Linked DNA regions of Mus musculus: region 1 is linked to region 2. Evidence: chromatin contacts called from ENCODE POLR2A ChIA-PET data. All regions are on one chromosome and are shown on one strand. The core of a region is the stretch at or near the end of the contact, and the rest is flanking DNA. Distances in the headings are between cores, read along the strand shown. Region 1 holds the start of Tmed1 (transmembrane p24 trafficking protein 1). Region 2 holds the start of Cdkn2d (cyclin dependent kinase inhibitor 2D).

Region 1 (6,838 bases), core at 3,384-5,883, 220 kb before region 2:
CTCAGGAGATAAAGCCACTAAACCTGACTGCCTGAAGTGAACCCCCAGACCCACTCAGTGGAAGGACAGAGATAACTCCCGAAAACCACCCTGTCCTGCCTATAGATATGGTGTGGCACAGCCACACCCAGGCAGAAAATGAGTCAAAACACAGCAAAAGAAAACAGGGTTCAGCCGGGCGTGGTGGCACACGCCTTTAATCCCAGCACTCAGGAGGCAGAGGCAGGCGGATTTCTGAGTTCGAGGCCAGCCTGATCTACAGAGTGAGTTCCAGGACAGCCAGGGCTACACAGAGAAAACCCTGTCTCGAAAAACCGAGAAAAAGAAAAGAAAAGAAAAATCAGATGAAATATACACAAACTGTTAAAACACAACATCAACCCCCAATGGAGGAGCTAGAGAAAGTACCCAAGGAGCTAAAGGAATCTGCAACCCTATAGGTGGAACAACATTATGAACTAACCAGTACCCCGGAGCTCTTGTCTCTAGCTGCATATGTATCAAAAGATGGCCTAGTCGGCCATCACTGGAAAGAGAGGCCCTTTGGACTTGCAAACTTTATATGCCCCAGTACAGGGGAACGCCAGGGCCAAAAAGCGGGAGTGGGTGGGTAGGGGATTGGGGGTGGGTGGGTATGGGGGACTTTTGGGATAGCATTGAAAATGTAAACGAGGAAAATACCTAATTAAAAAAAAAACAAAAAACAACATCAAAAAGTGTAATATATAAACAAACCAAAAAAAAAAAAAAAAAAAAGTAAGGGAAAAAAATACCCAAACAAATTAATATGAGATTACTTTTGGCTTGTGTACTCAGTAACACTCTATTGGAGAAAACTAATTTTTCCTTTGTGATCAATCAACATTTGGAGATAGCTCCTAGGTTAGTGTCTTAGTTAGGGTTTTACTGCTGTGAACAGACACCATGACCAAAGCCACTCTCATAAGGATGACATTTAATTGGGGCGGGCTTACAGGTTCAGTCCATTACCATCATGGCAGGAAGCATGGCAGCATCCAGGCAGGCATGGGGCTGGAGGAGCTAAGGGTTCTCCATCATGTTCCACAGGGAACCAGGAGAAAACTGGCATCCTCAGGCAGCTAGGAGGAAGCTCTCTTGCCCAATGGGCAGGGCCTGAGCATAGGAGACCTCCAAGGCCCACCCCCACAGTGACTCACTTCCTCCAACAAGGCCACACCTCCTAATAGTGCTGCTCCCTGGGCCAAGCATTTTCAAACCACCACAGTTAGGGATGGGCTGGTTGGTATCTACTTCCCTTCTCAGTGTTAAGATCCATCTGGCTTGAACTTGCGTAGGCCGCGTACATGCTGCCTCGGCCTCTGTGAGTTAGTGTGTGTGTCCTGATGTGTCCAGAAGACCTTATTTCCTTGGCATCCTTCAACACTCTGACTCTTACACTTTTTCTGCCTCTTCTTCCACATAGTTCTCTGGGCCCCATGGGGTGAGGGGTGAGGGGGAGGCATTTGCTGGAGACATCTCTTTTAGGACTGAGTGTTCTCACTGAGTGGTCTGAGTCTAGAAGGGTATCATTTCACTGCTATATGCCTTTAGCAGGGTGTAGTGTTTGGGTCTCCCTCAGGCCTGTGGCCTATCTGATCTCAAGTTCTTGGCCACTGAAGCAGTGACATGAATGTGTTCCATCTCCTGGGTGGGCTTTAACTCCAATCATAAAGTAGTTGGTTACTCTCACAATGCTGTGGCACGACTGTACCTGCGTATCATGCAGTCAGGTCACCATTTAGATGGAAAGGTTTATCGGTGAGTGGGCATTCACCCTTCCCCTCCTGTAGCATGCAGAGTACCATCCAATACCATGAGCACCAGTCAATAGGGCGAAGGCAGTAGGTAGGCACCAGCATGATTTCTTCATGTTCAGTGAGATATGTGTGCTCCTCAAGGTTTCACCATTGATTGTGAAGAGCAACCAATCGCCTTGACAGTAGCTGAGGTTTGGGAGTTCGCACAGGGCTTCCTCTGGCCAACAACTCAATCAGCTGTAACTGATTTTTAGCACTGGGGGTTTTACTTGGTGGTGAGACGTCTGGTTGGAGCTTTGTCTCCCAGGATTTGGTGATTCCATTTAGGCTTCTTTTGTACATGTATATATATTTTAAGAGGGTTCTCCTGCAGCAGGTTTCCATATGAACCCTCGAGTGGCCATTAATGTTGGCCCCTCCCTCTGTTCTGCCCTTACCACCCACCCCTCCCCATCTCCATTGAATCATCCTGTTCTGGTGTCTCCCACCTCATCTCTCCATAACTATACATTTTATTTTCCATTTCCCCTTCCTTGGTTGTCCTCTCCTCCCACGTCCCCCTCCTGAGTTCTAGGGTTAAACATTGTAGCAAGCTTCAAAGCTAACACACACACCATTCTAATGTTTATGGGTCTGGGTTACTTCACCTTAGCCTCCGCTCAGCTATCTGTGAATTTCATTTCTTTTTAGACAACTGAGGAATATTTGGTTGGGTAAATGTACCACATTTTCATTAGCAAGTCAGCTGCTGATGGACGTGTAGGCTGTTTCTGTTTCTAGCATAGAAATTGTAGAGCAGCAGTGAACAAGGAGCAAGGGGTTTTCCCTCCTGGCTTTTGAGACAGGGTTTGTCTGTGTAGCCCTGGCTGCCCTGGAACTCAGTTTGTAGACCAGGAGGATGTCAAATGCGCTCGGAGCCTCCTTCCTGACTCTGGGCTGCTGAGCTCTCCATCATACCCAGCTGCCTGTTCATTTTGTGCCCTGCTACTTTGCTGCAAGTGTTTCTCACCTCAAGTTTCCTGGTGGGGTTTTTAAAGAGTCTTTTATGCATAAAGTCACAGTATCTGCAAATAGAAACTTTGTCTTTTTCCTTTCCTATTTGTGTCCATTTGGTATCTTTCTGGTATCTTTTTTTTTTTTTTTTAAGATTTATTTATTGTTATATGTATCTACACTATAGCTGTCTTCAGACACACCAGAAGAGGGAGTCAGATCTCATTACAGATGGTTGTGAGCCACCATGTGGTTGCTGGGATTTGAACTCAGGGCCTTCGGAAGAGCAGTCAGTGCTCTTAACCACTGAGCCATCTCACCAGCCCTCTGGTATCTTTTTACTCTAGCTAAGACATCAAGGACTACTGAGAGGTGGTGGCACATGCTTTTAATTCCAGTACTTGGGAGAGAGAGGCAGGCAGATTTCCATGAGTTCAAGGCCAGCCTGGTCTAGAGTTCCAGGATAGCCAGGGCTACAAAGAGAAACTGTTTAAAAAAAAAAAATAAAAGGACTTCAAGTACTTCAAGTACTATATTAAGCAGATATGGGGAGTGGACACCTTGTTTTATTCCTGATTGTGGAAATGTTCTGAGTTCTGTTTAGGCTGATGTTGGTTGCTGTAAATTACCTTTATTCTTTTGAGGTTTCTCTTTCTTTTTTTTTTTTTTTCCCCGAGACAGGGTTTCTCTGTGTATCCCTGGCTGTCCTATGTCCTGGCACTCACTCTGTAGACCAGGCTGGCCTCGAACTCAGAAATCCACCCGTCTCTGCCTCCTGCGTGCTGGGATTAAAGGCGTGCGCCACCACGCCCGGCTCAAGCTACTTTTCTTATATAGCTCATCCCCACCTGTCTAGGAAAGGTACCATCTACAGTGGGCTGGGTCTTCCAGCAACGTTGAAAATGCCCAACAGGCAATTCCTCAAGTGACACTCAACTTGCCAGATTATTTTGTCAAGTGAACAAGAGCTAAGCACACAGTGTTGTGTGTGTGTGTGTGTGTGTGTAGGTCAGAGGACAATTGCAGGAGTCAATTCTGACCTTCCACTATCGTAGCACATGGGGATTAAACTAAGGTCATTAGGTTTAGCAGCAAGCGCCTGTGTTCTCTGAGCCATTCAAAGCCCAAAATAGATTCCTTGATTTTTTTGCTGGTCTGGAACTATGTAGTTCCATACCAGTTCGAGAGGATGGCCTCGAACTCCTTCCACCTCCCGACTCAGCCTTTCAAGTACTGGAATACTGCATGTGTCAGCACAGATGCACGTGGACCTGCTGACCCAAAGGTTTGAGATGTATTGTACGCAGGCTGAGGCAGTATTCTACTCACCAACAAACATTCCACCACCCCCTTAGGGATGGTATAAGGTGTAAAGGAAAAGCAGTCGGGGGAGGCCATGCTCACTGAACTAACATCGCCAGAACTCCAATATTGGAATACTAGCACCTGGCATATCTGCCTGTCGCACCCGTCACACAAGTTGAGATCAGAATCCAACAAAGCCGCCGTCCTCGGAGGGCTACGCCTACACTTGATTGACCAATGGGCAAAAGCACCTTGAATTGGGGAAGGCAGAGAGCGGGCGGTGCCAAGGGAGGACCTGCAAACCTCCCCGTTTAGTCATCTTAATTGTTGCCTGTAAAGAAGTGCTTCACCATTTTTAGATTTGTCAGTGCCCCCACCAAATGCAGTGGTTGATATCAGACTTGGGTAGGTTTCACGAAGTTCGCAGTAGCGTTAGTATGCTTTCTAGCAGATTAGGCAATTACCAGGGCAGCTCCCCATCCTGGGGCCCTTCAGTCAGCATTCCGCGGCTTTGGGGTCGAACAGAAGCCGAAGCCAATGAGCTTTGCCGAAATAAGAGGTGGGCAGGACAAATCCTTAAAGGGTCCACGCCCCGTGAGTAGAGGGTGACCCGGATGATGGCGGCCGGCGCGGCCGTAGCACTGGCCCTGTGGCTACTCCTGCCAGCAGTAGGAGTGGGAGAGGCAGGGCCGCCGCCTATCCAGGACGGCGAGTTCACATTTCTGCTTCCCGCCGGGAGAAAGCAGTGTTTCTATCAGTCCGCACCGGCCAATGCTAGTCTTGAGACCGAGTACCAGGTGAGAGAGGGGGTCCCGGGCTCGGAATAGAGCAGGGCTGGGGGCGTGGCCAACAGGCGGGAGGGGCGGGGCAGAGGTGTGGCCAGAACGCTAATAGTCTTGCAGAGAAGGGGCATGCTCTGCTCAGAGCTCTTTGGGTTGGGTTCTAGGGAAGTTCCTGGCGGCTGTTGGGTAGGTTACGATTAAGTTAGCGGTCAGGTAGACAGCCACCTTAGACTACTCAAGGGCGTTGGCAGGGTGGTTGATAAAAGACCTCACGTGGATGTATCCATCTTAGGGACTGGGAAGAAACCTTGTAGGTGTGGATGGATGTTGGTCTTCAGATAGGCCCTTGGGGGAATCCAAATAGCTTGCTGGGTTAAAACAAAACAAAACAAAACAAAAACCGCTTGCTGCTAAACTACGACGACCCGAGTTTCCTAACTCTATGGTAGAAGTGCAGCTCTGACTAATCTCCCTCCACAGGCGCTACTCCTCTATCTCAAGCAAATACCTGGGATTTGTGGTTGTTCTTTTTTCTTCTTAAAGATAGGTTCTTGGTGATCTTACATGGGTCTTTCCCGGTTCGGTTTAACCCAGGCTTTCTGTGGCAGATAGGCTTGCACAAAGCTGCCAGTTCCCCAATTCTTACCTGCTCTTCAGGTGATCGGAGGTGCTGGGCTGGACGTGGACTTCACCTTGGAGAGCCCTCAGGGTGTGCTGTTGGTCAGTGAGTCTCGAAAGGCTGATGGGGTACACACGTGAGTGAAGTCCTGCCCTGCCTTGGTTCAGTTACAGCCCTGCAGCTCCCCAGTGGCCTCAGGTTACCATCCTACTGGTTCCACAGACCAGCTGGCTGGTCACTCCAGGGTCACGTCTATGTCTCATCTGTCTGCCCAGGGTGGAGCCTACTGAGGCCGGAGACTACAGGCTGTGCTTTGACAACTCCTTCAGCACCATCTCAGAAAAGCTTGTGTTCTTTGAGCTCATCTTTGACAGCTTCCAAGATGAGGAGGAGGTAGAAGGTTGGGCGGAGGCTGTGGAGCCAGAAGAGATGCTTGATGTCAAAATGGAAGACATCAAGGTGAGCTGGGTATGATGGTGCATGCTTAGAATCCCAGTTCTGAGGAGGCTGAGGCAGGATGCCAGTGAGTTCAAGACCAACCTTATTTACATAGCAAGCTCCCGTCTCACAAAACCAACAGAAAGGGCCGGGAATAATTGAGTTGGCAGAGCACTTACCTAGGACGCTCCCACAGCTGAGCCCCCACACCCAGCACTGCACACACTGGGTATGGTTCTCTTGGTCCTGAGGATCACAAGTTCAAGGTCATCCTTGGCTTGCACAGACTAGCAGAGTTTGGTGAAGTGGCTTGATAGGCAAAGGCAACTGCACCAAGCCTGGCTACCTGGGGTCGTCTGCCATGCACGTGTGCCCCAATCCCTCTTAAAAAGAAAAGTCTCACACCCACCCAAAAAACAAAAAAAAAAACACCAAGGGGAAAACCCCTCAGTTTCTAGAGAAGACGTGAGGCAGGTGAACGGATAGCCAGAGCCGTGCGTGGTGGGGTAGGTAGGCATTCTGACTTAAGCAGCCTGACCCGTTCCTTTGTGCCCTGGCAGGAATCCATAGAGACCATGAGGACCCGGCTGGAACGGAGCATCCAGATGCTCACTCTGCTCCGAGCCTTTGAGGCTCGTGATCGAAATCTTCAAGAAGACAACCTGGAGCGGGTCAACTTCTGGTCAGCTGCCAATGTGGCTGTGTTGCTGCTGGTGGCTGTCCTGCAAGTCTGCACACTCAAGCGCTTCTTCCATGACAAGCGCCCTGTACCCACGTAGCCCCTGCCACAGAGGATGAGGGCAGCGGGTGTGTGACTTGCTGGACACCTCCCAGACTCAGATGAGACACTACATAGTTGGGTCCTTAGCAGTGGCCCCATGTGTCTCCCTTCCTCAGTGACCAGGGAGTGCCAATGGCTCACA
Region 2 (6,505 bases), core at 1,306-3,805:
CTCAGGAGCTGTGTCTGTGGGCTGAGAGAGATGGCCACCTCAGGAGCTGTGTCTGTGGGATGGGACAGATGGCCACCTCAGGAGCTGTGTCTGTGGGCTGAGAGAGATGGCCACCTCAGGAGCTGTGTCTGTGGGCTGAGAGAGATGGCCACCTCAGGAGCTGTGTCTGTGGGATGGGACAGATGGCCACTTCAGGAGCTTCTTGGTAAAACTTACCTCCCAGAACCACATGGCAGACCTGGTCAGGCCGAGTTTCTGTTCAACAAGGACTGCTTAACCTGAGCTAGACCATGATTCTTTTCTCAGTAATTAACATTTCTAGCTTTAGTCTATTTTGAGGGGGAGGGATTATTTTCATTTGTTTTCGAGACAGGGTTTCTTTGTGTAGCCCGAACTGTGCTGGAACTCACTTTGTGGACCCGACTTGCATTGAACTCAAAGATTCGTCTGCCTCTGGGAATGAAGGCCTGAGACACAACATTCCCCCCCACCCCCCACCCCCACCCCATAGGCTTTAGTCTATAGACGTGGTGGCAGAGACCTGTAATCCCAGCACTCAGGAGATAGAGGCAGGATGATCAGGAATTTGAGATTAGTCTAGATGTAGTAAATTTGAGGCCAGCCTAAGCTATAAAAGACCTTGTCTCAATAAAAAAAATGTTAGGGGCAGTAGCTTATAGATCAGTTAGTAGAGTGATTTCGTCACCTCCATGAAGCCCTGGGCTCCATGTACAGCACTACATGGACTGTACCATAGTAGCACTTGGGAGTGGCATTCAGAGGCTCGGGTGTTATCCTTGGCTACATATTGCAATTGGAGTCCAGCCTGGGCTATATAAGACCCTTAAAAAAGAAAAAAAAGAAAACCTTAAAAGATAATTGCCGGGCTGGTGAGATGGTTCAGCGGGTAAGAGCACCTGACTGCTCTTCCGAAGGTCCGGAGTTCAAATCCCGGCAACCACATGGTGGCTCACAATCTGTAACAAGATCTGACGCCCTCTTCTGGAGTGTCTGAGGACAGCTACAGTGTACTTGCATATAATAAATAAATAAATCTTTAAAAAAAAAAAAAAAAAGACAATTGCCAGACTGGAGAAATGAGATGGCTCACCAGTTAAGAGCACTGGCTTCTTGCTCCTCCAAAGGACCTGGGTTTAATTCCCAGCACCCACATGGCAGCTCAGTTCTAGATTCGGCACCCTCACACAGACATGCATGCAGGCAAAACAGCAATGCACATAAAAAATAAAAAGGAGTCAGGCAGTAGTGGGGCACGCCTTTAATACTATGCACTTGGGAGGCAAAGGCAGGCAGGTGAAGAACAGTCTGGCCTACATAGGGAGTTCTAGGACAGCCAGAATTACATACTAAGACCCTATCTTGAAAAACGTAGAAAAATCTAAAAGAGAATTATTACAATATGTGGCTATTTGATTGTCTATATGTGCACCATGTTGGTATAGGTCAGAAGAGGGTGTTGGATCTCTGAAGCTGGAGTTACTGATGGCTAAACTGTCACATGGTTGCTGATATTGAATCCTAAATCTTCTACAAAAGCATTGATCCATCTTTCAGGTTCTATAAATAAATAAATAAATAAATAAATAAATAAATAAATAAGTAAATAAATTAAAGGAGACCATCTTGGTAGCCCATTCCTTTAATCCCAGCACGAATGGCAGAGGAGGCAGGTGGATTTTGAGTTCAAACAGATCAAATAAGTTTCAGGCCAGCCAAGGCTACACAGAGAGACCCTGCCGCAGAAACATAAAAACAAACAAAAGTCGGGCGGTGGTGGCCTTTAATCCCAGCATTTGGGAGGCAGAGGCAGGCGGATTTTTGAGTTCGAGGCCAGCCTGGTCTACAGAGTGAGTTCCAGGACAGCCGGGGATACACAGAGAAACCCTGTCTCGAAAAAACCAAAACCAGCCAACCAAACAAAAATGTTAGAAGGCACCGCGCTTTACCACTCAGAAGCCGTTCCTTTAACCCAGCAGTCGAATGAATGAACTAAGCTCCGAGTTTCACAGTAAGAGCTTGCTTATTAGCATTTCCGCGGTCCGTGAATGACTAAAATGTTCCAGTTATAGGAGTTTCCAGTCCTGCCTCCCTTCCTCCCGGAGGCGCTAAAGATCCAAGATGGGCCCGCGCCAGCCTGTCTCCAGCCTCTCCGCTGGGGTCAGTTAAACCTCCTCCTCTTTCCCGCCCGCCCGCCGGTTTTGAAAAACCAAAATTCCTGCTGTGGCGGGCAGCTCCACTGGTCGCTGCACGCTGACCAATCAGGAGCCACGCCACTGCTACGGGAGAGACAAACCTCCCCAGCAACGCGTGCTGATTGGCTGTTATTCCCAGCAGGCGGGACTAATGGAGGTCGGGCTCTGGGCAAAGTGGCTCTCGCTACTCTGTTGCGAGTTTGTAAGAAAACAAGGGCGCTCTGGGCGGGGCCTGGGGCGGGCTTGCCTCGCCCACTAGCGGCTGACTCTGGCGGCCAGTACAGTGCCGGCTCAGAGCAGACCCCGCCCGCGCAAGGAAAGGAGGGAGGGTGAGTCTGGGGAGACCCGGCCCAAGGGGCGGGCGCCGAAGGGCTGGGCGGGGTTCCCCGCTGCCTCTCTCGGTGACAGGGGGAGGAGCTAGCTGCGAGCGCTGGGGTCGTACGGGCGGAGGGCGCAGGCTCTGAGGCCGGCAAATGATCATAGAGTTGGCCCTGGTGGCACCGCAGTCCCTAGAGTTCTGATCCAGCTCTTGCTGGTTCCCCAGCCCTGACCTTAACTGGGCTTGGGGCTGGGTGGGTTTCACAGTCCACCGGTATCCACTATGCTTCTGGAAGAAGTCTGCGTCGGCGACCGGTTGAGTGGCGCAGCGGCCCGTGGCGACGTGCAAGAGGTCCGCCGCCTTCTTCACCGGGAGCTGGTGCATCCTGACGCCCTGAACCGCTTTGGCAAGACGGCCTTGCAGGTGAGGCCTGGCTGGCACCCGGCCCCCACACCCCATCCCTACAAGTCTCCTGACCCGGGTTGGTGATCCCTTAAGGTTTAGTCCTTGCTTGCTCTGATGTTGGGTGGGTGGTGAGGATGCGATGGGGGAGGGGATGGCTTTTCAGCTCTTGTCTAATAGCCTGACAGATTCAGTTTCCCTGCAGACCTTTATTCTGTGGGTTCATCTTCTTTTCGTGCCAGTCCTTGAGGACAGCTCATATTTCTTGAGGCTCCTTAAAGATATTCGATCTCTGGAAGATGGCATGCATGTCTTCTCCAAGGGAGATAGCCTTTTTTTTTTTTTTTTTTGAGGTGCCCTCTTGAAGGATCTCTGGTTATTTCAGGGACATCTTCATTTCGGCAGGTGATGTAGATTTTTTCCCCTTTTGTATCTTCTGCGTGCCTAGTAACAAAAACGATTCCTTATTGCTTGAAGGTCCCGTAATTTGGGTGGCATTTATAGGAGAGTCCCACCTTTTCATGGGTACTCATACATTCTGAAGATCATGCCTATGTCTAAGGAAGTTATTTCTCGACAAAGGGGATCCAAATTGTCTAGAGCATCTCTTTCTCAAAAATTCTATGTAGTTCCCAGATTGTAGTGTTGAAGGGGCTTTACAGCCCTAATGATATGGGACTGCTCTGGCCTCAAAGAGGCTTTAGACGCCTTCCTGGTTCTCTCTCTCTCTCTCTCTCTTCAAGACAGGGTTTTTCAGTGTAGCCCTGGCTGTCCTGAAACTCACTCTGTAGACCAGGCTGGCCTTGAACACAGAAATCTGCCTGCCTCTGCCTCCCGAGTGCTGGGATTAAAGGCGTGCGCCACCACTGCCTGGCCCGGTTCCCTTTCTCATCCATTCTCTTTACTTCTCTTGCTTCTTCATTTTCTTTTTTTATTTCTGAGACAAAGTCTCACTTTGCATCTCAGACTGGCCTTGAACTTGAGACTGTCCTCCTGCCTGAGCCTCTGAGGTCCTGGGATTATGAAAGCGTCACTATGCCTGGCTTTTTAATGTTTTCATGAGAGTCACTTTTATAGTTAGGGCTTTTTGTTGTTGTGTTGTTGTTCTTAAGAGAACTTTGGGCTACACAGTAGTGACACAAATTAATCCAGCACTTAATCTTTAATCCCAGCACTTGGGAGGCAGATGCAGGTGGATCTCTGAGAATTTGAGACCAACCTGGTCTACAGAGAGAATTCCAGGACATCCAGAAAGACATCCTGTCTCCGACAAGGATGGGGGTGGGGCTTAGAAGGTGTGTGTGTGGGGGTGTCCTTATTTTCAAAGAACCTGTTCTCTGGGGTCCCAGTCTGATCCCTTGGGTCCTGACTTTCCTGGGGGCGTCCCCATTCCCTAAGGATCCCTTCTCTGTGCTCTGGATTTGTGGTAGACCTCTTTATTCTACCTGACCCTTCTCCAATGGGAACCTCCTGACTTTCTCCTCCCCACCCCCATAGGTCATGATGTTTGGAAGTCCAGCAGTTGCTTTGGAGCTCCTGAAGCAAGGTGCCAGCCCCAATGTCCAAGATGCCTCCGGTACTAGTCCTGTGCATGATGCGGCTCGCACCGGGTTCCTGGACACCCTGAAGGTTCTGGTGGAGCATGGTGCTGATGTCAATGCCCTGGACAGCACTGGGTCGCTCCCCATCCATCTGGCGATAAGAGAGGGCCATAGCTCCGTGGTCAGCTTCCTAGCTCCTGAATCTGATCTCCACCACAGGGACGCTTCCGGTCTCACTCCCCTGGAGTTGGCTCGGCAGAGAGGGGCTCAGAACCTCATGGACATTCTGCAGGGGCACATGATGATCCCAATGTGACCCAAGGCCACTGTCTCCAGCCTTACTGGGTTACTTGTCAACAAAAGAGGAAAGAAACTTTCTCTTTTCACACCTGTCCATTGAAGAAGGGAGTGGGAGGAGCAGTTTGTGGTTTATTGGTGTTGATTTCTTGAGTGTGTGTGTTTGGGGGGTGTTTCTCATTTGTTTTTCTCACCCCTTTTGGTGTGTTGGACAAAGAAGGGGCTCCTACAGGCAACAGCCATCTAAACGGTTCAGTTTCCTCTGCACTGGGGCTGCACCAGGGCAGGGGTTTAAAGCCCTAGCCTCAGAGTGAGGTCATCACTTCCCGGGCCCCTTGGAAGCTGGTGACCTTGGCAGGCTGTGCTCAGAGAGCCCTGAAGTGTGAGCCATCTACTTTGGGCATGTGAGGGGGAAGGGAAAGCATTTCAAATCAATTAAAAGGATAACATGAGTTCATTTTTCTTTCTTGGAAGGTTTCCAGTCTGTTGTACAGAGTTTGAAATATAAATATTTATTGCTTTATGGAAAGAAATTGTTTTGTGTGATTATTTTATGTTTTGGCCCATTAAACTAAGACAGCGATGATGACTTCAGATTTAGGAGTCTGGAATGGGGTGGGTATTCGGAGGGTAGGATGGGACTATGGATGGTGTAGGGTGCTGGGGTTGTCGACACGGTCATTCCCAGGGCGTCAGGGTAACTGAGTTGGGTGGGGCAGCGGTCGGGTGCTGTCGGAACGGAAGAGAGGCAGGAAACCGCGAGTGTAGAAAGGGGCCCCCAGATGTCAGCTGGGTGCCGGGAGCCGTCAGGGTGGAGAAGGGTGGGCGGTGGCTTGTGGCCTTTCCCCGCAGAGGCTTGTCCCGGTGGGTGTGGCCTGCTGAGCAAAAGGCCTACGGGATCCTGGAAGAACGGAGGGTGGAGCAAACTGCGTCTGCAGTGGACATGCTCCTTAAGAAAAGCCCTCAGGGGGCGTGCCGGAGAGAAGCCACACCCCGGAGGGGCGGTTGCACGCGTGCGCGCTAGGTCTCACAGCCGCCATGCCGGAACCGCGCGCCTCTGGGTGCCTAAAGGTGAACGCAGCGTTTGCTGCGCGCTACAGCCGTTACCGCGAGCGTGAGGAACTTCAGCGACGTGAGTGAGGGGCGCCTGCGCAGGCCAAGGTGTGGGGAACTGGGTCTGGTGATGGTAGCTATGAGGAACCCCGTGTATATTCCACAGTGAAAGATCGCTATGGAGATCCGGACGTCGGTGGCGACTCCAGTTCCGAGTCTGACTCCAGCGATGAGCATGTGGTGAGCTTCCGCAACCCGGCTTCGCGTCCTACCCATGTACATGGGGCTTTCCCTAACCGGGCTTGGTTGTCCCGGAGTCTTCAGGACCCGCCCCCATGCGTAGAGTGACAGGCAGTACCCTCCTCAACTCAGGGATCGCCAAATACATCCTCCTTTCTGGAAGAGACTCCAAGCCTCCCAACCACTGAGCTCTCAGTTGGATGCACAGAGGTGCCTTACCCTATGGGGATGTTCTTGATTTCCCTCCCCATCCCTTAAGTGACAGATAGGCCCTTCCTGGTGGTCACTGAATTTACCTACTTTGCTAACTTAGCCGCAAGACTCCTAGAGCACCCCAATTTATATATACAGCGGGAGTCTGACCCTAACCCCATGTATTGCATCTAAATCCCTTGAGTAACAAGCACCATTTCCCTTGTATCTAGGGATTTACCAAATCC

Evidence for each region. ChIA-PET counts read pairs that join two places held with the same protein, here RNA polymerase II (POLR2A).
Region 1: POLR2A ChIA-PET joins it to region 2 with 14 read pairs in embryonic stem cell. The contact joins the promoter of Tmed1 here to the promoter of Cdkn2d in region 2. POLR2A ChIA-PET finds 5 or more read pairs at or near these places in 3 of 5 experiments (Patski and embryonic stem cell).

Annotation. Positions count from the first base shown.
Region 1 is chr9:21,508,029-21,514,866 of GRCm38, reverse strand. Tmed1 (transmembrane p24 trafficking protein 1) reads left to right here and starts at 4,633. Exons shown (of 4, transcript NM_010744.4): 1 at 4,633-4,873; 2 at 5,516-5,613; 3 at 5,753-5,936; 4 at 6,476-6,838. The coding sequence starts at 4,691. The coding sequence ends at 6,694.
Region 2 is chr9:21,287,259-21,293,763 of GRCm38, reverse strand. It overlaps Cdkn2d (cyclin dependent kinase inhibitor 2D), which reads left to right and starts at 2,555. Exons shown (of 2, transcript NM_009878.3): 1 at 2,555-2,955; 2 at 4,432-5,301. The coding sequence starts at 2,815. The coding sequence ends at 4,791. It overlaps Kri1 (KRI1 homolog), which reads left to right and starts at 5,795. Exons shown (of 19, transcript NM_145416.3): 1 at 5,795-5,904; 2 at 5,992-6,065. The coding sequence starts at 5,811.